Linked DNA regions of Mus musculus: all the other regions are linked to region 3. Evidence: chromatin loops called from intact Hi-C (ENCODE). Cell type or tissue: heart. All regions are shown on one strand.

Region 1 (8,000 bases), 110 kb after region 3:
CAAGCGGTTCAGCAGCTTGCTCCCACCTCGGGCCTGCTTCCTCCTCCAGCGAAGGAAGCGCTACTTAGAATCTAGTCCCTACCAGACAGGCGACTGGATCTGCCCCACCCATGGGGAGGGGCAGAGCTGTACCTCCTCTGGCTTTGTTTGTTTGGTTTTTGGTTTTGTTTTCTTGAGACTAAGTCTATTTATCCAGGAGCTCACTCTGTAGACCAGGCTGGCCTTGAACACACAAGAGATCCACTAGCATCTGCCTCCTGAGGCTGGGATTAAATGCCTGAGCCACCACTCCGTGTCCAACCTCTTTCTGGGTTTCTCTGAGGATTCTGGTCCTAGTGAAAATTAACTCACAAAGCATTTATCAAGTGAAAGTGGAGTTTCAAGGCAGGAGGTCAGCCATCCTAGCTTAACCCATCTATTCTATTTTGGAGTGAGATAATTAACTTTGACAAGCATTGTGCATCTGTTGCGTGCTGGGCTCAACCAAAAAATCAGTAAAGTTCTCGTCAAGGTGACTGCAGAGCCTGGCATGGCCACCTTGGATTGCACTCCCGGGCATGAGGGCTATAGGGCTGAGGGCTCTGCCCCTTAAGCTGGGGGATGCCATGGCCACACTCCTGAAATGCTCAACCCCTCTTTATAGCATGGACTGCAGCCACACTCCTGCCTCTCTAGGGCCAGGCAGGATTGTCCATGAACCAACCCTCCCCTCCAAAAGCCGCAGGGCACACAGAGGCTGGAAACATTTTATTTGGCTATGTAACAGGAGGGATGGAGTGGTGCTAGGGTCAAGGGGGTAGTGTGTGAATTGACGCTCCCACCGATGGGGCTGGGGCATCTTCAAGCCACAGAGGACTTGGCCAGGTCCTTCCACTCAAAACCCTGGTCCATCCTACCCCTCATCTGGCCTCTCATCCGGAGTCTTCTGGGGAGTCCTGCACTCATTGGTAGGATGACAAAGATAGTCTGATCCTGCCTATCTGGTACCAGGCCTGACTTTAAAGCCAAAGCAGAGAGCGTACAGCAGCTGACCACCAGGCTAAGGACTGGCCAGCAGAGCCTTCTATCCTAGATCTGCCTTATGACATCATTAAAGGCAGTCCCCAAGCCTGTCAGATATGTTGTCTGTCCCTGCTCTCCAGGGCCCTTGAGGAGAACAAGGAGAGAGGTCAGGGGTAGAAACAGGTCTAGGCAAGCATGAGAAGTATGGAGACCTGTTGTATCTGCCTATCCTCAGGCACTGCACCCTTAGAGGGGCAGCTTTGCTGGAGAGCTAGAGAGGAGGGTGGCCCAGACATTAGAAACTCCACACACAGGCAGCTGGGGGCAAAGGCTAACAATGAGGTCTGGGAGTTTCCACCTCCCCTTCCCAAGCCTGGCCCTTTCTGACTGTTTACTAATTAGGGCTCTGAGGACTGGGGCTCAGGAGGCATCAGGGCAGCGGGGGCCCGATGGTGATGCTGCTGTTTGTGACTCTCGGGCCGTACCAGCCGGCCCAGTAGTGAGTGTCCACGCCTCCGTGCTGAAACCAGATGTAGCGGACGCCGGGAGGATAGTTGGAGAATGTGTGTGAAACCTGAGGCAGGGGCAGACAGAGGGGAGCAGTCAGGTCTACTCTGTAAGATCTGTCTCCACTGAGTTCGAGGCCGGCCTGGTCTACAGAGTTAGTTCCAGGACAGCCAGGGCTATACAGAGAAACCCTGTCTCGGAAAAAACAAAAAACAAAACAAAACAGAAAACAAAAAAAACAACAACAAAAAAGATCTGTCTCCAAAAACAAACTCAGGGGGACTGGAGAGATGACTCCATATCTAGGAGCATTGACTGCTCTTGTAGAGGACCAAGGTTCCATTTTCAGCACCTGCAGGGCAGTTTACAACCATCTGTAACTCCAGTTCCAGGAGAGCTGAAGCCCTCTTCTGGCCTTCTAGGCACACAGGAAAAACCACTTATATGCGTAAAATAAAAATAAATCTTTTTCGAGAAGAACAGAGGGACAGAGCTGGGGGTGGGGGGAGATTTATCAAAAGTGCTTGTGTAGCCTGCTGGAAGCCCTAGGTTTCATCCCCAGCACCATGATGGTACACACCTTTCATTCTAGCATTCAGGAGGTGAAGGCCGGAGGGTCACAAGTTCAAGGTCATCCCTGGCTACCTAGGATCCTAGAGGGACCCTATCAGAAGACAACAAAAGAGCTGTAGTTCAGTAAAGTACTTGCCCTGTAGAGCGACACACACACAGCCCTGTGTTCAGTCCCAAGACCACATAAACCAGGCAGGGTGGGGGTTAGAGGCAGGAGGACCAGGAGCTCAAGGTGTCTTCTGCTATGTAGCAAGCTGAGGGCCAGCCTGGGCTACATGAGACCCTGTATCAGAAAATCAAAACAAGAAATAAAAACTAAATTAAGTTAAAAAAAAAAAAAAAGAAACACGTTATTCAGCCTAAATCCAACTTACCCTAGGGAAGTTGATGCAGTGACAAGTCACTGATACAGTGTCAACAAAAGTCACTGATCAACTGGCAACTCAGTCCTGTCTGTCCCTTCAACAGGGCTCACTTGTCTGAAGCTGCTTTCCCACAGCAGCAGCAGAGCTGAGAGGCAAGTCCTGTGTATTAATCAGGGCTCTCTAGAGTCACAGAACTTATGGGTAGTCTCTATATAGTAAGGGAATTTGTTGATGATTTACAGTCTGTAGTCCAACTCCCTTATAACGGTCAGCAGCAGCTGTGACTGGAAGTCCAAGGATCTAGCAGTTACTCAGTCCCACAAGGCAAACAGGCGAAGAATAGACACCTTCCTTCTCCCAATGTCCTTATATAGGCCTCCAGCAGAAGGTGTGGCCCAGATTAAAGGTATGTACCACCATGCCTGGATCGGGGACTTGGATTATTTCCCTTGGGCCTAAACTTCCCATGGCCACTCTGTCTCAAGGTTTCCATGCTATGACCCAGGTCAGAAACTTGTATGTCCCAGCCTCAAGATCTGGATCACTGGTGAGCCTTCCAATTCTGGATTGTAGTTCATTCCAGACACAGTCAAGTTAACGACCAGACCAGGAATAACCACTAGATCCTGTGATGGGAAGGTTGGAGCTGTGGGTATGTTTGTTTATGCAAACCACTTTATGCAGTACCAACTTCTTCCAGAAGGTGGCCCAGGAGCTGGAGTTGTGAGGCCCAAATGTTTTATTTATTTGTTTGCGTATTTATTTAAGATGTATTTTATGTACGTGAGTACACTGTCACTGTCTTCAGACACACTAGAAGAGGGTGTCAGATCTCATTAAGGATGGTTGTGGTTGCTGGGAATTGAACTCAGGACCTCTGGAAGAACTATAGATCAGGCTGGTCTTGAATTTAGAGATCTACCTAGGATTTAGAAAATCCTAGAGCTGGGATTAGAGGTGTGTCCCACCACCGCTCAGCTGTCCTTGAACGTTTTTATTTTATTTCTCTGTGATACGGAGTTGAGCCAGCACATGCTAGGCAGGCGCTCTGCCACTGAATGCTATCTTCAGCCTTTTTTTTTCTCCACTGTCCACTGTTTCTAATTTTGAGACAGGGTCTCCCTAGGTTGCCAGGGTAGTTAGCCCTCACCCATTGCTGCTTCAGTTTCCCAACACTGGGCACTTCCGGTTGCACACCTTTAGTTTATTACATGTGTATGAATATTTTGCCAGTATGTATGTGTATAAACTATGCATGTGCTTGGTACCTGCAAAAGACCGAAGAGGGGATTTGAATCCCTTGGAACTGGAGTTACAGGTGGTTGTGAGCCACCATATGGGTGGTATGATTTGAACCTGGCTCCTCTGAAGGAGCCAAAGTATTATGAACTATTGAGGGCAGTCTTTAGGCCCAGATATTTACTTACTTTTTAGCACTGGGGATGGAACACAGGGCTCTGTGTATGCTAGCTAGGCAATCGGTACACCATGGAGGCATCCTTTCTGGGAATTGCTTTTGGGTTGGGGCTCTCTCTGTCTCCCGACTCTGTTGTCTAAGCTGGAAGCTTACTCCTATTCTTCTACTAAAGCAAGTGAGGCCCAGGTTCCCATGGGGTCCTTGCCCACATACCTCCCTCCACTTGGCATCGCTTTTCTGCTGAATCATCACCGGGTCCGGCTGGAAGGTTCCCAGTGGTGCGTGGGCTGACGACAGGAGTTGGACGCACAGCTGGTACTTGGACCCGCAGTCTGGCCTGGCTGCAAACCTGCAGATAAAGAGAAGGAAGGGCCCTGTGAAGACCTGGGAGATAGGGGGCAGGGCAGGGGTGGGGCGCCTGGGTGGCAGGCCCCCCCCCCAGACCCTCGCCCCAGCACTCACCAGTCCTTGACCTCGATGTCCGGCCGGGTGGTGTCCATCAGCTCCTCCCAATACCCTTCAGCCTTGAGGTCCACCACCTGGGACTTGAGGCAGGTGCTGGGGGAGGGGGAGGAGGGGCTGAAGTTCAGCACTGGACCCGGATGTTAAAACACGCGCTCCCCCCACCCCAAGGCCCTAGATCTTACTAATAGGAAGTCACGAAGTATTTCTTGACCTGGTCATTGGGGAATTCCTTTCGCTGGTCTTTAGAGAGATCCTCTACCTTCCATTCATCGCCTCCGTTCACGTCCAGGCTCCAGAACTCAAATCCCTCTGTGGAGAGAGCAGAGTCTACCATGCAGGAGGCCCCTCAGGACAGCGTCTCGGAGCATCCCTGCCTCCTACTCAGAGCTGGGACCTCTAAGCTGCCCTACAGCCCGTGTGTTGTAGGTAGTGCACTGGATGCTTCTGTGTGCCATGAGCATAGGTAAGAGACTCCCCGTTGAGCATCCTGGATGACCGGACTCCCTCTCTAATGGAGAGTGTTCTGGCAGACAGACTTGAATCTCGTTCAACTCCAGTAGCAATGGGCTGTGTGGCTATAGATGTGTTACTCTCCTTCTCTAGCCTTGGTCCCTTTGCCAGCTACCATCAAGCATAGAGGTTAAATTCTGGTTGCGTACACCTGCCATCCCAGCAGGCCGAGGCAGGAGAATTGCAGTGAGTTCAAGGTCAGTCTAGGCTACAGCGTGAGTACCAGGTCACACAGGGCAATATAGCAAGACTCTGTCTCAAAAACAACAAGGCCAGCAAATGCCTCACAGGTAAAGGCCCTTGCCCCCATGCCTGATGGCCTGAGGCGAGTAACTGAGGATCCCATACCTGTGCAGCAGCATGTACAGCCCCCGCCCCCCATGACCTAACACATAAATAAATGTTGAGAGGAAAGGCTGGAGGGGGGGCTTTCTGCAGAGTGCCATAATATCTTAGGGTTGGAGGCTATACATTTTTCTATTTTTATAATCCTTTAAAAAGTTAACTCAGCTGGGCATTGGTGGCGCACGCCTTTAATCCCAGCACTTGGGAGGCAGAGGCAGGTGGATTTCTGAGTTCGAGGCCAGCCTGGTCTACAGAGAGAGTTCGAGGACAGCCAGGGCTACATAGAGAAACCCTGTCTCGAAAAAACAAAAACAAAAAAAACAAACAAAAGGAACTAAAATGTTAACTCAGATGGGCAGAGACAGGAGGGTCTCTACCAGTTCAACAAGGTCAGCTTGGTCTACATGGTGAGTTCCAGGACAGCCATGGCTACCTTTAGTGTAATAATAGAGAGAGCCTGCGTTGTGGTGCTTACCAAACAAAGCAAATCAAACCATAAAACTCTTCTTAATCTGTTGGGTTGGTTTGGGATGTAGTCTGCCTAGCATTGTATAACAGCATGGCTGGGGGTGGGGGTGGGGTAGGGGTGGGGCGGGGGTGGGGCGGGGGTGGGGGTAGGGTGGGGCGGGCAGGCAGTGAGGGGTGGGTCTGGGCTGCCTAGACTAACACCCTCACCACTTTTCTTGATGTTTGACCATGTGACAGGAGACATGGTCCTTCCTATATTGTAGCTTATTCTCAGGCTACAGCACAGCCTGGGCTTTAGGGCATCCAGATGACCAGAAGATAATCTGTTCTTGAACCAGAATGCGAGGGAGACTTCATTGCTCCTTCATCCATTGGCAAGGCCCCTTCTGGAACAGTCTGTAGGTTTAACCTGGGGTCTGTGAGGCCTCATTTCTTTTCCTAGGAAAGATTTTAGGAGAAGCTAGCCTCAGATTCATGATCCTCATGCACCAGTCTCCTGAGTGGTAGGATTACAGGTATCAGCACCATTACCAACTAAGGGTAACTGGTTTGCTTTGAGTCAGAACCTCATGTAGCCCAGACTAGCCTGTAACAGATGGCCTTCAACTCCCTATCTTCTTGTGTAGTGTGTGTGTACCTTGACCTCAGTGTACCTATTTGAAAAGTGGGTGCGTCACTAGTCCCTGCATCTAAGAATTATTTTGAGAGGAATAAAGGCCGTAATATAGCTAAAGGGCTCACAGCCAGTGTTTAGGACGCATACTGTGGTCATCTAATAGAGCATGGGTCCTGTTGAGGCATACTCTCCGCACCCACCTTCAGCACAAGGGTTGTGAAGGAGGTTCCTCTGGAGGCTGCGCAGGAAGTAGAAGATCTTCCAGTCAGCCACAGGCTGGTCCCAGTCCTCGGTGATGAAGCCCTCTTGAAGGCACTTGCGCTTCCAGAGTGTAACCAGGTCAATGAGGTCTCGCCAGAGGCTGCAGACCGGTCGGCAGCGCAGCAGCAGTTGGCGAGCTGGGATGTGGATGAACAGTTCCAGCAGGATGTTCTCTGGCAGCTCGTTGATGTTGCCTACTGCCATGGTGGCGTCTCCTAGCCAGCTCCTGTGGGTATTGGAGAGCCGTGCTATACACCGAGCCTTCTCCCTGGCGAGTGGCAATCCCAGCACCCAGGGATAGAGAGATTCCCAACTCTGCGGGGGGCCACAGAGTTGCTGTGCTGTTCTGACCTTCTGTTTCCACAGTAAACGGGACGAGGGGCTGGGGCATGGTAGTTCCCTCCTGGGTCACTAGAAGCTCAAGGTGCATGGGCCGGGGAGTTGCTTAATAAACCATGAGATCTGATTTCCCCCAACCCGGGCACCTAAGAACAGCCTCTAAGGACGCCCAGGGACCTTCCCAAGGTCACACAAACAGGAGAGGAGGGGAGGCAGCTCCGGCTCTCACTGAAGGTAGAGCCAGCCATTTTCAATAGGCCAGCAGTCTTTTAAGAGGAGGGTAACAATGGGAGGCCTTGTGAGCCCTCCAGCTTGCCACTCTTCATTTCCTCCCCATCCCCCACACGGGGAAAGGGACAGAGATGATGATCGGGGGTTATCACTGGCCCTCAGGACCGGTCACGGAGTACAAAGGGCTCAGTGACGTTCTTAAGATCTCAGAGAATATGACCCGTTTACCTGAGCCTGAGGAAAGATGTACGAGTGGAAAAGAGCCTTCCTATCTCCCTCCCGCACCCCCCCCACCCGCCCCGGCCCCCTGCAGTCTCCCATTTATGCTTGGCTCTAAAACGGGCTACCTTGCTCAAGACCAGATTCAGATCTCTGAGCACCGATGGCGTCCATAGCCCAGTTCTTCGAAGCCTCACAGTACAGTGGGGGGAGGGGAGGGGAGAAAGCCTGAGGCCTGGGCCTTAAAGGCGCTAGGCCCTCATGATCGCAGAGCGCGCGCGCCCCCCCCCTCCCCTCTAGGTCTCTGCCCACTGTGCCTCAGTCCCCGAACTGGGCGCTCCCCCTCCCGCAGTCACCTGCGATCCGTCGCGCTGAGCGATCCTGCCAGGCCGTGGGGCTGTACAGCCCGAGCCTGCGTGGCCCGGAAGGCAGACCTGCCTACTGCCCGCCAAACGTCTCCTTGCTGGGGCGCTCACTGCTCCCCTCCTTCTGTCACCTGCTCTTAGCCGGGTTACGTTGGAGAACAGCACCCAAGACACAGCCCCGCCTACTACTCATCAGACCCCGCCCCATCCCCATCCCACAACACTGGCCCCTCTCCCTCCCCATTCTCCTTGTCAACTACTTTTGGTCGCGCTGCGCCATACCCTTGGATCCTGGGGATGAGCCTTACGGACCAATG
Region 2 (8,000 bases), 99 kb after region 3:
AAGCATCCATATATGATGGCTCACAACCACCTATAACTCCAGTTCCAGGTTATCCGATACCACCTTCTGACCTCTGCAGGTACCAGACACATGTGTGGCACACACACACACACACACACACACACACACACACACACACACACACAGAGGCAGGCAAAACATTCATACACATAAAATAAAGAATAGCCGGGCAGTGGTGGCACATGCCTTTAATCCCAGCACTTGGGAGGCAGAGGCAGGCAGATTTCTGAGTTTGAGGCCAGCCCGGTCTACAAAGTGAGTTCCAGGACAGACAGGGCTACACAGAGACACCCTGTCTGGAAAAAAACCAAAAACCAAAACAAAACAAATAATAAATAAATCTAAAACAGAATTCTATCTTAATTATTAATTAATTTTGGAGGAGGACTCTTATTATGTAATTCTGGCTAGCCTAAAATTTGTGGCAGTCTTCCTGCCTCTGCCTCCTACGTGCTAGGACTCAAAGTGTGTGCCACCATGCCCAGATAACCCTTTGGGAATGGATCTAGAATTTTCCATTTCACAGATGAGCAAGCTGAGGCTGAAAGAAGGAAAAGGGTCTTGTGGCTGGAGGAGTATCAGGGTGGTGGAAAGAAGCTGAAAGTGGACAACCAAGTGGGCTGTAGGTGTGGTGGGCTCCCCGAGGACCAGCCCACACTCTGGCTTTGCTTACAGCCCAAGTGCTGGCATCGGAGGTCATAGCTTATTCTTTCTAAGCAAGCTGGGCTGCAGATCAGGCCCCTGGGCGGAGTTCCTGCCATCACACCTTCTTTCTACCTTCCTTTCCCTTATTCACTTAACACATGTTCTGTGTTCTGTGAGGACCTGAGCTGCCCAGGCATTGGGTGGCATGTTAAGCCCCCCCAAAATGAACCAGACAGACCAGGTCCCTCTCAGGAAGCAGGCCAAGCAGCGGGGTGGCGCTTCAGGGTGTGCTGGGACTGACACCAGGCTTCCTGTGATTGGTCCCCTTTCTCTCCTTCTCTGTTTCTACGTGCTCATTGTTCTGGGAACTGGACACAGATGGGAAAGATGCTGAGTCTTTATTAATTAATTAAATTTATTTTTTTACATTTATTCATTTATTTATTGGTGGGGTAGCATGTGTGGGCTTGCAGGAGTCGGTTTTATCCTTCCACCATGTGGGTCCTGGGGATTGACAACCTCAAGGTTGCCAGCCTTGGCAGCAAGCCCTTTTGCCCTCTGATCCATCTCGCCCTCCCAGACGATGCTTATGTGATCCCGTCTGTGGACAGCAACTTGGCTATAGAAGCATCTCGCAGGTCTGCACACTTTGTTGACAAGGGTTGTATCTAATTTGCTTGTGTGTGTGTGTTCATCACACCGCTGAGAACCCTTTTAGCACATCGGTGGAGGCTTAGTCCTTTCCAGGCTGGGGCTTACAGGCTTTTGTTGTTGTTGTTGTTATTTGCCCTCTCTGTTTCTGTATCTCTTGGGAGTGAATTTCCCTCCATCCCTATTGCTGGTCCCCCGGCTAGTTGCTAGTTGTGAAATGCATACACACTTTCTTTTCACCTTAACTTGTAACTTTCCTTCCCAGCCCCAAATTACATATTGTCTCTATGGTGAAAATATGCAAATAACATTGAAAATGGGGATTCAAGAAACAATAAGTTGCCTCATAATGCAATCTCTGTCTTACAGCCATCCATCACACTGATGTAGCTAACGTGAAAACCCAGGCACTGTAGAGCCAAAGGCAGAGGTCTCCAAGGCAGAGGTCTCCAGCTGGTCCCATGTTACCTTAGCCTCCCGCCTATGCCCTTGTTCCATCCCTGAGGAATCTCCCCCACCCCACCTCTACCCTGCATCAGTAATGAAAACGCTGTTCAGGAGCTGGGGGGTGGGGTGGATAAAGGACTCGGTCATTCCCCACCCCACCATGATGAAAACTCACTGCCCTAAGGTCTACAAGGCAGTGAGCTGCCCAGCCAGCTCTAAGTAGAAAGGGCTCTGTTGAACATGGTGTAATGTGGGGAAGGTCCCCGAGTCTTGAGAAGGGTTGCTGTGCCCACTGACGGGTGTATCAATTCCTAAAGCCAAACCAGCATTCTACCGGCTTAAGCACAGGCATGTTACAGAACGCAGGAGAACTCCACTGGCAGCTCCCATAGTTTCGTGGGCACACAGGTTCCCTGGGGAGCTTGTTAAAGAGCAGAGCCCTGCTGTTAGCCTGCCCTGGTCAGGTAAGTCAGGGCAGCTGGACAGCCAGGGTTTAATAGGGTCCCTGGGGACTGAGATGAAGATGTTGGTGGTAGGTCTGCATTTTGAGACCCGCTTTGCTCACATTCCAGGGTAATCCTCCCTCTGGCCTGCTCCTTATCCCTTCCCATGAGAAGGATATGAATATGGAATTGACAGCTTCTGGTGCGGGGAGTGGGGGGTGGGTGTCATACCACATTGCAGGGATGACCTTTAATGCAACATTTCCTATAGAAACAGGACAAGACAACTCTTACATCCTTGGAGGGCAGAGTCTAAATCAGTGGTTCTCAACCTTCCTAATGCTGCAACCCTTCCACACAGTTCCTCATGTGGTGACTCCCAATCATAAAATTATTTTCATTGCTACTTCATAACTGCAATTTCACAACAGTCAGGAATTGTAAATATCTGATATGCAGAATATCTGATATGCCACCCCTGGGAAAGAGTCATTTGACCCCAAAGGGGTTGAAGCCCACACATTGAACCACTTCTTTAAATTCTCTTGGCTTCTAGGCCTGCCATGTCACCCCTAACTCCAGACCATTTCTCTAACCTCAGATTTTCTTTCAGTTAAACAGAAGGGTGTGAGTTAAGCTGAATTCTCACCTAGCGTCAGAACATATTGCATCCGTGAGGCTTTGGTGAAAGAAGGAACGTTCCTGAGCCTATTGTACATCTATAAAGTTGGGCTGTGAAGGCAATACTTAGCTCCTAGGGCTAATAAAGGAATTAATATAAATCAGAGTTTGGGGAGGTGGAGAGATGGCTTAGTGGTTAAGACCACTGGCTGCTCTTCCCGAGGAAGTGAGAGGTAGGGTACTGGGTGGTGAATGGTGGTTTCAATTTGTAGCACCTATATAGTGGTTCACAATCATCTGTAGCTATAGTTTCAGGAGATCTGACGCCCTCTTTTGGCTTTCACCTGCACCAAGCAGTCACATACTGCCCAGACATAGATGCAGACAAAACACCTACGCACATTAAATAAATAGAATTCAGGGTTTGTAATATAAAAGGGTTCCGTATAATGGATATAATTTTCATACTATTAAAATGATCTGAGGCCCTTTCGACTCCTCTGGAATTGAGTCCGTACCTCTACAGGAAGGACCCTGGAGCAGCACTGCTGCCCGCCCCCTCCGCTTGCTCACGACACAGACAAGTCCTCATTAGGCTCGTCCGCAGAAAAAAAAGACGGCCAGGAACCCACACGTATTCTGAAGATTTATTGAGTCAACTCCCAGACACCCAGCCCAGCGCCTACTGGCTGCAGCTTCCAAAGGTCAGCTATTGAGAAGAAACCATGGGACACTTAGTTCTCTAGGGAGGTCAAGCCCCGATGTTACTTGAGTTTCGGGTCGGGGTGGAGCGTCTCGGTTGCTTCTTACCGTTCCCTGTCCCCGCCCCCAAGCCTGCGGATTCGCTTTCGGTTGGGCAAGCTAAGAGTCCGGGGACGTTGACGCTGGACTAGCAGCAGATGTCGCTGCCCTCCCTTGGTACCCAGCTGTGCTTGCAGCAGGTTCTCACTTGCAACTACTAAAGAGAAATGTCCGGGAGGAGAAAACACAGCGATCATACGCAGAGGCCATGGAAATCTCTTGATCGCTCCCACCTGAAATCCAAAGGCGGTTTAGCTCGTTCCTTGGAGATTCCTGTAGCTCAGGCGGGGCTCCGCCCCTAAGCTCCACCCCCGAGCCTGCCCCGCCTCTCCCAACAGGGCGAGGTTCTGATTGGACAGCTCCGGGGTAGGCGTGGCTTATGGTTGTGCTGGGACCGCGGGAGCACCGCGGTGGTTACTGAGGCCAGGGGATTCTGGAGTAGCGCGTTAGGGGTCTCAGACGGTGGTTTCTATAGCCCGGTCGTAGATTGGAACCTGAGGTCGAAACCGGAGCCGGCGAATCGGGGAGGAGCGTAGAGAGGGCGGGATTTCCGCCGAGAGGGATCCGGCTGCTCAGGGGGCGGGGCTTCCCCCGACCGGGCTGCGTTTCCCGCGTGCGGGGTCGGTTGCCTTGAGTCCCTACAGACACCCTCCACGCCCTCCCCCAGGCGGCCAAGGATGACCACCCTCACGCGCCAAGACCTCAACTTTGGCCAAGGTAGGGATCTGAGCCTGCGGGGGGTGGAGGGAGTGCGATCCTGGTTGGAGTCCTGCTCATCAGCTGTGTCCCCACCACAGTGGTGGCTGACGTGCTCTCCGAGTTCCTGGAGGTGGCCGTGCACCTGATTCTCTATGTGCGCGAGGTCTACCCGGTGGGCATCTTCCAGAAGCGCAAGAAGTACAACGTGCCGGTTCAGGTGAGCCCCGGTGCCCGGCTGGATTTAAAAACCTTTATTCTACTTGCAAGCTTCCTCACTCCTCAACAGAGGCTGATAGCGGACAGCCTCCTGTCTCTCACCACCCAGCCCTTCCCTCCCTGAACTCAGATAAATTCTCTGGGTTAGATGGTTAGCTCTCTGGATGAGAGCTGTTCCAAGCTTGCATTTTAAAGGGTTTCTGAGGTTTGGATAAAGAGGATTCCCATTGTCTGTCACCTTCTTTCTCTTTTCATTCTCCCTAAACTCTAAAAAAATATTTATTAGCCGGGCAGTGGTCGCTAATCCCAGCACTTGGGAGGCAGAGGCAGAGGCAGGTGGATTTCTGAGTTCGAGGCCAGCCTGGTCTACAAAGTGAGTTCCAGGACAGCCAGGGCTATACAGAGAAACCCTGTCTCGAAAGAAAAAAAGAAAAAAAAAAAAAAAGAAAGAAAAAAGGGAAAAAACCAAAAAGAATATTATGATTAATTATTTGTCTCCTTGTTTAGTCTTGGCTGGTGTGGAGTCTCCACTATGTAGGCCAGGCTAGCCCGAAACTCACAGAAATTCTCCTGTCTCAGTCTCTCTAGTGCTGGAAACAAAGGTGTGAGCCACCATACCTAGCTTTTTACTTTTTAAGATCTATATTAATTGTGTGTGTGTGTGTCTATGTCTGTTTGTTGGGGGTGTTCACTGAGGCAGGAAGAACACATGGGAACCCTTGGCATTTGGAAGATGGGGGAATCTGACTCTGAAGGTCCGGTGGCCAGTGCTTTTAGTTTCTGAGCTATCTCTCCAGCCTCTGTTTATTATTATTATTATTATTATTATTATTATTATTATTATTTATTATTAGTTTTTTCGAGACAGGGTTTCTCTGTATAGCCTTGGTGCCTTGGCTGTCCTGGAACTCACTCTGTAGACCAGGCTGGCTTCCAACTCAGAAATCCGCCTGCCTCTGCCTCCCAAGTGCTGGGATTAAAGGTGTGTACCACCACTGCCCGGCCTTATTTTGTATTTTAAGAAATCTAGACCTCATGTAGCTAGCCTGGGCTCACAGTTGTTAGGAAGCTGGGGCTAGCCTTGAACTCCTGATCCTCCTTCATCAACATCCCAAGTGCTAGGATTACTGGAGAACATGCCCCAAGCTTCTTTTTTTTTTTTTTTAAAGATTTATTTTATTTATATGAGTACACTGTAGAAGAGGTTATCGGATCTCATTACAGATGGTTGTGAGCCACCATGTGGTTGCTGGGAATTGAACACAGGACCTTTGAAATAGCAGTCAGTGCCCTTAACTGCTGAGCCATCTCTCCAGCCCCCATGCCCAAGCTTCTTGCGTTCGGTTTTATTTTCCAAGACAGGATTTCTCAGTGTGGTTCTGACTGTCTTGAACTCTATGTAAACCAGGCTAACCTCAAACTCCGAGATCTGCCTGCCTCCCAAATGCTGGGGATAAAGATGTGGGCCACCATGCCTGGCTCCCGGTTTTAACTTTGGACACACAGTAGATGTGCTGTCTTCTTCTCAAGTCGCTTTCCCATTGTAAGGGGGTCAGAGGCACTGAAAACAAAGAGCTACTAAGCACCTTGTGTGTGAGATGTTAAGACATTTGCCTGTGGCTACACAGTTTTTTTTTTTGTTTTTTTCTTCCCTTAGATAGGGTTTCTCTGTATATCACCAGCTCTGTAGACCAGGCTGGCCTCTTTCAACTTAGAGATCCGCCTGCCTCTGCCTTCTGAGCGCTGAGATTAAAGGTGTGTGCCACCATACTTGGCCTGACAGAGTGCCTGTCTTTGAGTATCTCTCCAAGGTTAAGTTAGTGATAGGTTAGATCCCTCAGGCAGGGAGAGCTAGGAATGGCTGTTCTTTGTCCAGAGATGTATGTGTGTGGGTTATTGCTGTTTCTCCTATTCGTGCCTTGGAATTTAACAGCCCTGTGGGGTTGTATACAGATGTCCTGTCACCCGGAGCTGAACCAGTACATCCAGGACACACTCCACTGCGTCAAACCTCTCCTGGAGAAGGTGAGGGGGCCCCCGGTCCTAACGGACACTCTGCACCCAATCTGCTCCTCCTTGCTTGTGGGCTGAAGTGCTCATGTCTTTCAACAGCCAGAAGCCTCAGTCTGAAGGCCACCCCCAGCTAGCAATAGGCCCCAGGGTATGTAGGTCACATCAGGGATGTATCAGTTGAGCCAGATCTATGTGGGACCTGCCCTGAAAGATCTGGTTCTTCATATGTCCACATGGCCCGTCCCATCCCTCCTGGGCTGGGCCCCTTGGGTTTTTGTTTGTTTGTTTGTTTCCCTATTATCTTGTCCTGGTATGAGACTAATTGGGGAACCTCCATGGGAGCCAGACATCTCTTCCTGGCCTGTACCATTCGAGAACTGGGAGCCAGCTTGCACTTCTCAATTGCTGGGCTCCTAGGTAGCCTCAGCCAGTGCCCTGCCCTACCTCTCCCTGGGCCTTATGCATAGCTCTGGAGCGGGGGTTCCTGTGCTTGCAGAACGATGTGGAGAAGGTGGTGGTGGTGATTTTGGATAAGGAACACCGCCCAGTGGAGAAGTTTGTCTTTGAGATCACTCAGCCTCCCTTGCTGTCCATCAAGTAAGCTGTCACCCTCCCTCACCTGGTTGCTGCATCTCTCACAGGGATGCCTCTAACAGCGCCACATTACCTTAGTAAAGACCCTGAAATGGCAATATATACTGTTAACATCCGAGAGACACTCTGGCCACAGAACTCTGTGAGTCGGACAGAAGTGACGGTGACCCCTGGGACATCCCAGGAAGTGGTGAATGTTAGTCCCTAGCCTCACTGTGTAGATGGAGAGACCAAGGTCCAGAGAATTGACCTGATTGGCACCACTCAGTGGTTGCAGAGCCCAGGATGCTGACCAAGTTGACTGGTTACCTTGGCATCTCTTGTAGCCACTCAGCTATGTGTTCTCTGTGCCAAGGTAAGGTCACTAGAATCAGGAATCAGCTCCTCCCTGGCTAGGTGGCCTCAGTCAAACCCTTTTTTTCTCTTCCTGTCTCGGGGTCCTGGAGGTGTGCAGGCTTGAGCGGTACCCTGGTGTCCTCTTTGTACCCTGCCTCCATTCTGTCAGGTGGGTGGGACTGAGCTGGCTCTCTCCAGCGCCAAAGGGGTTTGTCCCAGAGAGAGCACTGGGTGCCAGAGTTGGTGGAGGAGCACGGTAGGATGGGCAACCTCCTTTCCCATTCCCAGTTCAGACTCCCTCCTGTCTCATGTGGAGCAGCTGCTTCGAGCCTTCATCCTTAAGATTAGTGTGTGTGATGCTGTCCTGGATCACAACCCTCCAGGTGAGATGCCCGACTCCCCTGCTGTTGCCTTGGTTACCATAGCATGCTGTCTTCTTCCTAGTTGACTGCCCTGAACAACCCTCGTCCTCTCCATCCTCCAGCACCTGAGAGTGTCCTCTCCAGGACTGGC
Region 3 (8,000 bases):
CAGGACAGCATCTGGAACACCTCACCTCATAGTCTTTCCTTGGAAGAATCTCATCCTCTTCTTCCTGTGTCTCCCCAAGGATGGTCTAGAAAAACAGATTCACAGAATGGAGATCTTTTAATGGGTTAAGGGTACAAGGAGGGTAGTATTATTAAAATCGAAATTAGCTAGAGCCATCTTCAAAGAGGAACAATGTTTCAAAACCATGAGCTCTACATTTCTATTGATCGGCGAATTCTTTAAATCGTAATGCTCACCTTCAGGACACCTGAAAGATGTCTGATGGCAGCTTCGTTGGAGGAGAAAATTCGTGTTTCATTTGACAATAGACTGACTACGGAATCGGGGGGAATGAATCAATTCTGAGAACACAACTCAAGTTTTCCCAGCTTGCTTTGCACGGGGAAGCTGGATCACCAGTGACCCAGAAAGAGTGAAGGGTAGAGAATAAGAACAGGCCAGAGAAACTACACCAACGGCATGGGCGTCACGTCCCGCGCAAGGGCTCATTCTACAATGCTTGCTTCGTTCAAAACTCAAAGAGAATATGGACGGCATTAATTCAAGCTGGCCGAGGCCCTCCCTCGGAGTCCAGAGAGAGGTTATAGAACAGAACTCTGGCTGGGGCACGCGGAGGTAAGCTGGATGCTTCCCGAGCCCAGGCAGCGGTCTCCGGGCCCCACCCGCTGCCACCTGCAGGCGCGGTCCGGCGCGGCCCCACCCCCGGCAACGCCTCTTGTCATCCTGTCATCCCTCCGTAGCCACCCCTTCCCCAGCCAGGCAGCCGCTCACCAGCTCCTCGGGGGTGCGGCTCTCCCGTTCACCGCAGCAGCAACACCACCGGCAGCAGCAGCACACGGACCCCCTGCACCCCGCCATCTTCCTCCTTTGCTGCCGCTCCGGACCACCTAGGCCAACCCCCCTCCCACCCAGGATCCGCGCCTCACGTGACTGGCCCCGGGAGGGTCACGTGGCCCTCTCGAGCTCTGGGTCCGGAGACAGGGAGTGGCTGCAGACGGGTGGGGCGAGGGCTCGCGTCACATGACGCAGTACTTGGCTGGCTTCCCCTGAGACCTCTGGGCGCGGCCATGTTGGGGCGGGACTTCCGGCCGTCGTCTCGTCTCGTAGATGTGGCTTCCGCCTGCCGCTCGTCCTGTTTCCCTTAGCAACCGACAGCTCCGCCCCGCCTTCTTCGCCAGCCCTAGGGAGGTGGCACCCTCGCCGCCACCGATCTGACGCAAGAGGTAACGCAAAAGGCTTGGGACGCTGCGGATAGATTCGCAGAGTCGGGAACACACCACCGCAAGCTAGACCTGTGGGCAGGCGGTTAGGTGCTGGCCGGCCCTTTGCACGTGAAGGCTCCTTAGGGCCTATGAATACTCATGGAGGCTGTCACCCCAGCCCCACTACCTGCAGGAAGGTATCTCAAAGTTAAAGGAATCCTGGATCTGGGGCAGTGATCCAGACCCTGCAGCCTTCTGGGACCCGCATCCCCGCCACGGCCTGTGACCCATTGACCAGGTGACCCGATTACCATCCCTCAGGCCATGGTGGCTGCCTGCCATAGTGTCTGTCTGTCTAGCTCTCTCGCTCGCTCTCTGGGATTTTGTTTGGTTTGGTTTGGTTTTCGCGACAGATTCTCTGTGTAGCCCTAGCTGTTCTGAAACTCTCTGTAGATCAGGCCTCGAACTCCGAGATCCATTGCCTCCTGCGAGCTGAGATTAAATATGTGCGTTGTCATGCCTGGTTGCCATAGTCTCTTAAACCCATCTCCCTGACAGCATCTGGAAAGGAAGAGTGGACCGACCATTAGTTTCAACGCCCAGGTGTCCATAGCATCCTGCAGTTCACATGCATCTATCACAACTCTTCCGGGAGTGGTGGGCTCAGTGTTTGTCAGTCTTATTTAAATGATCAGTAGGTGGCAGCGAGGCATTTTGAGATTGGTGTGGAGGTCTTGGCAGTTTTGAGCCCAGTGAGTACTGCCTGTTTTACTACTCTGCCAGGCACTGGCGATGCCACGCCTGAGACTGGTCTTTCTGGTCCAGTCACAGGCAGGGGACTGGACAGTAGAAGGGTAAACAAATTTGTCGGTTCACAGGCTCATCCTTGTGTGATTTGGGAGCTCAACTAATAATGGATAGGGGGTGGGAACTGTTAGAAATGCTTAAACCGAGCCGGGTGTGATGGCGCACGCCTTTAATCCCAACACTCAGGAGGCAGAGGCAGGCGGATTTCTGAGTTTGAGGCCAGCCTGGTCTACAAAGTGAGTTCCAAGACATCCAGGGCTCTACAGAAAAACCCTGTCTCGAAAAACCAGAAAAAAAAACAAAAATGCTTAAACCTTGGAGCGGTTTGCTGTGCCTGAGTCAGCTCCTCCGGTTTTGTTCCAGCAGTGAAAACGAGGCATTTCCCTTGGGTGGAGGAGGAAGGCCTTTGAAGGCCTTTCTCACTCTCCATGAGAACCTGGCAGTTTTAGGTCAGAACAGAAGTGGGACAGATAGATTGGGAGTAACACTGGCACTAAGTCTGGAGTCCAGGAGGGGAAAGAGCAATGGATTTCTTCCGATTCTTGAAGCTGAGACCCAAAATGGTACACTGACTTAAGAGGTGGAAGTTTCTGGAAAGAAACAAACCTGACCTGGTTTCTCTGTTGCTCCACGTCACCACACAGATAGCCACTACTGTGCTGGCCCACTGCTGTGCAGTGGTAGTGTTTGCTTCTTTTCCAGACTAGACTGCAGTATGGCCCTGTGCCCTGTTGGAAGGGCGTATGTGGTAGACTGTGGTCACTGATCCTTTTGACTTAATTGGCGTGTTTAGGGAGAGCTGCTACCAGGGCAGGCACAGATGGAACAACCTTTGTTCAGAGTTGGACATAAATCCATCCCTACCCTCGGTGACTTCAGTCCACCTGCCTCTGCAGCCCAGCCCGTGGCAAGTTCTAGCTCACAACACAACAGTCTTTTTGAAGTAGTGTGATCTCAGGAGATCTGGCTGCTTGGCCATGCTGCAGAAAGCCTATATAACACGTTCCAGGCGAAGCCAGCCACAGTGAGCTGTTCTTTCTTTGGTGGGGGAAATCTAGTGATCCTGAATGGCTAATAGCTAATCTCTAACCCCTGCCTGCCCACTCCTCCCCTCCCCCACTCATCTTCCTCCTTTGACTTGCGCCTGAGCCTTCTCCAGCCGGGAAACCTTACTCCCGCCCCTTTGCGTGGCCCCAGCTTCAGCTCGGGGCTCTTTGTCACAGCTCCGCCCAGTTGGGCACACCCTCCAGGAAAGGTTCCTTCCCCACTCACTCTGGGTCTGAGCAGATCGGGATGAACCATCAAAAAGCCAAGGTCCTCCCAGCTGGGCACTGTTATCCATCCCTGGGGATGTGGGCCTCAGAGGCTGGCTGCGTGAGGCTTTCTGTGCCACCCTCTATCAGGTAGCTGTCGCCTACGATCCGATCTGTGAGCTGAAGGACCCAAGAGCCGCTCAGTGGGAGGTGGTCATACAAAGAGGCAGACGACAGCAGGGGCGTGGGGGGGAGGGCAAAGCTCTTGGAGCCTCTGGGTAGGAGCTGCAAGACTCTCACCCGTGCTGACTGATGAAGCAGTGACTGCCACCGGAGCCGCCTGCTCAGGTGTTGGGTGTGCATGGGGTTTGGCTACCAGCCCTCTAATACCCCCGGCCCCCACCCTCTACAGCAGGAATCCAGCCATGGTGAACGAGGCCAGAGGAAGTGGCAGTCCCAACCCGCGATCTGAGGGCAGCAGCAGTGGCAGCGAGAGTTCCAAGGACAGTTCAAGATGTTCCACCCCCAGCCTGGACCCAGAGCGGCACGAGAGACTCCGGGAGAAGATGAGGCGCAGAATGGACTCTGGTGACAAGTGGTTCTCCCTGGAGTTCTTCCCCCCTCGAACTGCTGAGGGAGCTGTTAACCTCATCTCCAGGTGAGTAGGGAGGTTAATCGCGGGGGTCGGCAGGCTCAGGGGAGCGTGAGCTGCCCTTTAACCCGGCAGGAAAAGGCTCTGGGGAGGGAGGGGAGGCAGGAAGAAGCAGAGGCGAGACAGGGAGTTTAGTCTGTGACTTATAACTTCTTGTCTGTGAAAGTCCCTCTGAAGCAGCATTAGATAAGTTTGGACGAACTCTCAGTGAGCCAAAAATGTTCATTTTTCAGGCTGCATTCTTTGGCAGAGCTTGGGGCTGGCTCATGAGGAGCTTAGGAAGTCAACAAACCGCAATTCAGGGAATGTGTTGAGCTAGCTGGACACAGAGAGAGTGCTTTTCCAAATCAGGAAACACCACATGTTTTGTGATAGCACTTTCTGAATTCCAGTTCCTTTTCTTCAAGTCAGAGAGTGATTTGTAGACCACAAGACCCCTGGGCTACGTCCTGCAGCATCACAAAAATGAGAGAAAGGAAAGTCAGGCACACTGGTATCCTTAATACCAACACTCAGAGGCAGGAGGATAAATAACTGTGAGTTCAAAGCCAGCCTAAGCTACCTAGAATCCAGGCCAGCCAGCCAGGGTTATGTAACGATGCCCTATCTTTAAAAGAGGGAGGAGTGTAGCTGAATTGATGGAGTAAATAGCTTGTCAGAAATCTTAAATTTGATTCCTAGCACTGCATAGACAGGGTGTGGGAACATGACTGCAATCCCAGCACTCAGGAGGCAAAAGCAAGCAGATCTGAGGTCAAGGATAGCCTGGTAGAGAGCCAGGCATGGTGGCACACACCTTTATTCCAGCACTTAATAGGCAGAGGCAGGCAGATCTGTGAGTCTGAGCTCAGCCTGGCCTACATAGTGAGTTCTAGGACAGCCAGGGCTACATAGTGGGACCCTTGTCTTGAAAACAAACAGCAAACAAAGAAATACTCAGCTACATAGGGAGTTTGAGGTCAGTCTGGACTACACGAGACCCTGTCTCAGAAACAACCACAAACATTAATGCCTTTTAATCCGTATTTGTCACATGCTGTTTTCTGGGTCCTGAAATCAAGACCCTGATGTTTAAACACACCATTATAGCTTTAACAGTGCTGATGCCCACAAAAGCTTTTGAATCTAGTTCAGGAACTGAGCCTTCCTCGGCAGGACTCTTGGCTGATGCAAAGAGGCCATGGTGGCAACACAAGAGTCTGTTGATTTCTCTCTGCCTTCCCTAAAGTGAGGCTCTCTGCCCACCCACTACTGAGATTCCTGAACCCTCAGCTGTCAAGACTCTTAAAAAGCTAGTGTGTTCCACTCTGAGAAGCGCAGAATGCTGTTCACACAAAATAGTGACATTGTTATACATCAGTGTGATAACCATTGAGGCACTCACTGAGCCCGGGCCCTGCTCTGAGGAGGCTGCACAGCCATCTGACCCAGAACCCTGATGGCTGTCCAGTAGGTACTGTCACCTGCCACACCTGACAAAGAATCTGCGGCTCCATGCATTACTAGGTCATGTGCCTGGGAAGTACTGCTCTGATACCAACTTGCCTTCTCTGAGCTCCTATTTACCCCAGGAGCCTACTTAAGGAGGAAATCCCCTACAGGTTTGACCGGATGGCAGCAGGGGGCCCCCTCTTCGTAGATGTTACCTGGCACCCAGCTGGAGACCCTGGCTCAGACAAGGAGACCTCCTCCATGATGATCGCCAGCACAGCAGTAAACTACTGCGGCTTGGAAACCATCCTGCATATGACCTGCTGCCAGCAGCGCCCGGAGGAGATCACAGGCCATCTGCACAGAGCCAAGCAGCTGGGCCTGAAGAACATAATGGCGCTGAGGGGAGGTGTGGCGCCAGCACCCCTCCTCTTTGGGTTCTTGCTTTCCTGAAGGCTTCTCCTGTCCCCAGACAAGTCCTTTACTTTCCTTGGGCTCTGCACTAAGCACATCCAGGGCCAGCTTGCTGCAGGAGGATCAGTGATCAATCGCTGTGGGTAATGAGTCCATTGTGGGTGTCACACAGGTGGGATGGCCGTGTCTACAGCTTGACCTGTCTACAGTTCAGCTGGGACATGGCTTGTGCCCAATAACCCTGTTAGAATTACACAGGGCCATCAATCGGTTGTGGCACTGTCTGACCTAGTCATAGAGTGAGTGCTGTGTTGGAATTTCCCAGGAGCACTGGGAGCTTGCTATCCTCAGGGCACTCAAGAGTGGTGGGTGGGAGCCTGGGGGGGGGGGAGATCTGTGGCTTCCGCTCCCACCACAGAGCTCCTCTTGATGAGTAGAAAATCCACCCAAAACCCAGGAGCTCTTCCAGAGCAGAGAGGTGGGAGAGGGTGTCTGACCACACCCAGGGCATCAGGGCGAGGCCAGGCTCAGTGGAGAGCCACACCTCCTCTGGTCCCACCACCAATGGGGCACCTGCAGAGTAAGCCTTAGTAGGCATTTGACAACTGACCACTGCCCTGCACCTCCTACTTGCCAGGTGCCAGGCTAGACTCACATAATAGGAAGTCTCGGCCTTTGAGGGACCCTCAGCCAAGTGTAGGCATAGATAGAGGGAACAAGAAGACTCTGGAGGTCAAGGGACACCCAGTGACCATGACCTCCAGCAACCCTGCAGACCCTGTAGGTGACCACTGGGAAGCAGAGGAAGGAGGCTTCAGCTATGCCACAGACCTGGTGAAGCACATCCGGACCGAGTTTGCTGACTATTTTGACATCTGTGTGGCAGGTAAGTGAGGACAGAGAAGGGTCAGGATGAGAGGATAGCCAGCTAGTCTTTAGTTCAGGACGTGTTGATTGGGTGGATACAGAGTGGGGGGACACAGAGGTGAACTGAATGGCACCAGTCCTGGCCACCTGCTGCCCCACAGCCCCACACTACTCCCACTCCAAAGCTTTCCCCCCTCTGCCTTCTGTACTCAATCTTCTCGTGGGGGGGGGAGGGGGGAAGGGGGAGGATGTGCTATGGAAGACTCCGGGGACAGGATTCATTGAGCCCTGAAAGGTGTCAGGAACTGTGGTCCTTCATTCCCTCTGTGTCCACAGGGTCCTGGGCTGGCTTCTCACTGTGCATCTGCTGCATGAGAGGCCCTCATAGACGCACTGTCCTAGGCCTGAGTCCTGCTTCTGTGTGTGTGTGGTGTCAGCTCCAGGCAGCCCCCACTCTAACTCTTCTCAGTGTTAGCTCTCAGTTTCTAGGAAATGAAACTCACACTGGCTTAGCTCTAATCCTTGCACTAAGGGATGAGGAAGTGGGTAGAAGAGAAGGATACAAGTTCAGGGCCAGCCTGAACTTGTCTTAGAAATCCAAAGCTGAAGAGGGAAGATGTTGGTGTAGGCCTTTAATGCCAGCACTTGGGAGGCAGAAGCAGGAGGATCTCTCTGAGTTCAAGGCCAGCCTGGTCTACATAGCTAATTCCAGGACAGCCAAGGCTACACAGAGAAACTCTGCCCAGAAAAAAGAAAGAATCCAGAGCTGTAGTTTGGTGCTAGAGAGCTTGTATGTGCTAGAGGTACTAATGTGTGCTAGAGGTACTAGTGTGTGCTAGAGGTACTAGTGTGTGCTAGAGGTACTAGTGTGTGCTAGAGGTTCTAGTGTGTGCTAGAGGTACTAGTGTGTGCCGGGTCCCGGGTTCCATCAGAGCTTGCCTCACCTCATGTGTGCCAAGTTCTGGGTTCCATCCCCAGCACTGACAAAATAGATAAATGAATAAGTGCCTAAGTTATGGAGTAACATATCAAGTAGTAACATTTTATTCAGCGTGTGTGTGTGTGTATATTCGTGTGCTCACGAGTCCAGGTCAGAGGCCAGCCTTCAGGAACAGTTCTCTTTCTGCCATGTCAGTCCTGGGATTCAAACTCAGGTGGTCATGCTTAACAGCAAGCACCTTTACCTATTGAGCAACCCATGGGCCCTCAAATAATATAATTTAAAAACAAAGTTTGCAGCTTTAGAATATTGTCATATGAGAATGGGCTTTCTCCAACCTCCCATTCGCGCATGCTCCTCTCAGCTGGCTACATAACCGGCTAGGAAGCACTGCTAAAGAATCAAAGGAGCAG

Evidence for each region. A loop is a pair of places that touch in the nucleus more often than their neighbours do. Peaks named below come from ENCODE experiments on the same cell type or tissue, not always from the same donor. Only the 100,000 strongest peaks of a DNase experiment are listed, where the experiment ranks them.
Region 1: a loop joins it to region 3, with 3 times the contacts of the local background. A loop is called at or near these places in 2 of 42 quality-filtered maps.
Region 2: it touches region 3 in a loop (2.1-fold over the local background); 2 of 42 quality-filtered maps call a loop at or near these places.

What each region holds. Positions count from the first base shown.
Region 1 is chr4:148,152,069-148,160,068 of GRCm38, forward strand. Fbxo44 (F-box protein 44) reads right to left here. Exons shown (of 6, transcript NM_173401.5): 1 at 7,675-8,000; 2 at 6,469-6,755; 3 at 4,512-4,638; 4 at 4,327-4,422; 5 at 4,078-4,213; 6 at 731-1,576. The coding sequence starts at 6,733. The coding sequence ends at 1,433. It also overlaps a transcript of Fbxo6 not described here. Among named protein-coding and RNA genes, the nearest start is that of Fbxo44, 4.0 kb to the right of the region's middle. In heart, CTCF peaks have their summits at 34, 3,147 (motif pointing right) and 3,351; DNase peaks (open chromatin) are centred at 683, 6,900 and 7,100; H3K4me3 peaks cover 1,881 bases; H3K27ac peaks cover 1,961 bases; H3K27me3 peaks cover 781 bases.
Region 2 is chr4:148,136,489-148,144,488 of GRCm38, forward strand. Mad2l2 (MAD2 mitotic arrest deficient-like 2) reads left to right here and starts at 4,002. Exons shown (of 8, transcript NM_027985.3): 1 at 4,002-4,346; 2 at 4,427-4,545; 3 at 6,498-6,569; 4 at 7,054-7,154; 5 at 7,776-7,870. The coding sequence starts at 4,307. In heart, a CTCF peak has its summit at 3,739; DNase peaks (open chromatin) are centred at 3,683, 3,983 and 4,143; H3K4me3 peaks cover 1,876 bases; H3K27ac peaks cover 1,474 bases; H3K27me3 peaks cover 2,652 bases.
Region 3 is chr4:148,037,889-148,045,888 of GRCm38, forward strand. It overlaps Clcn6 (chloride channel, voltage-sensitive 6), which reads right to left and starts at 925. Exons shown (of 23, transcript NM_011929.3): 1 at 793-925; 2 at 26-85. The coding sequence starts at 879. Mthfr (methylenetetrahydrofolate reductase) reads left to right here and starts at 1,189. Exons shown (of 12, transcript NM_010840.3): 1 at 1,189-1,244; 2 at 3,696-3,941; 3 at 5,537-5,775; 4 at 6,556-6,666. The coding sequence starts at 3,709. RefSeq lists promoters at 639-1,277, 1,088-1,277, 1,530-3,323, 3,050-3,323. In heart, a CTCF peak has its summit at 678 (motif pointing left); DNase peaks (open chromatin) are centred at 1,053, 1,903, 3,243, 3,983 and 2 weaker places; H3K4me3 peaks cover 5,438 bases; H3K27ac peaks cover 6,473 bases.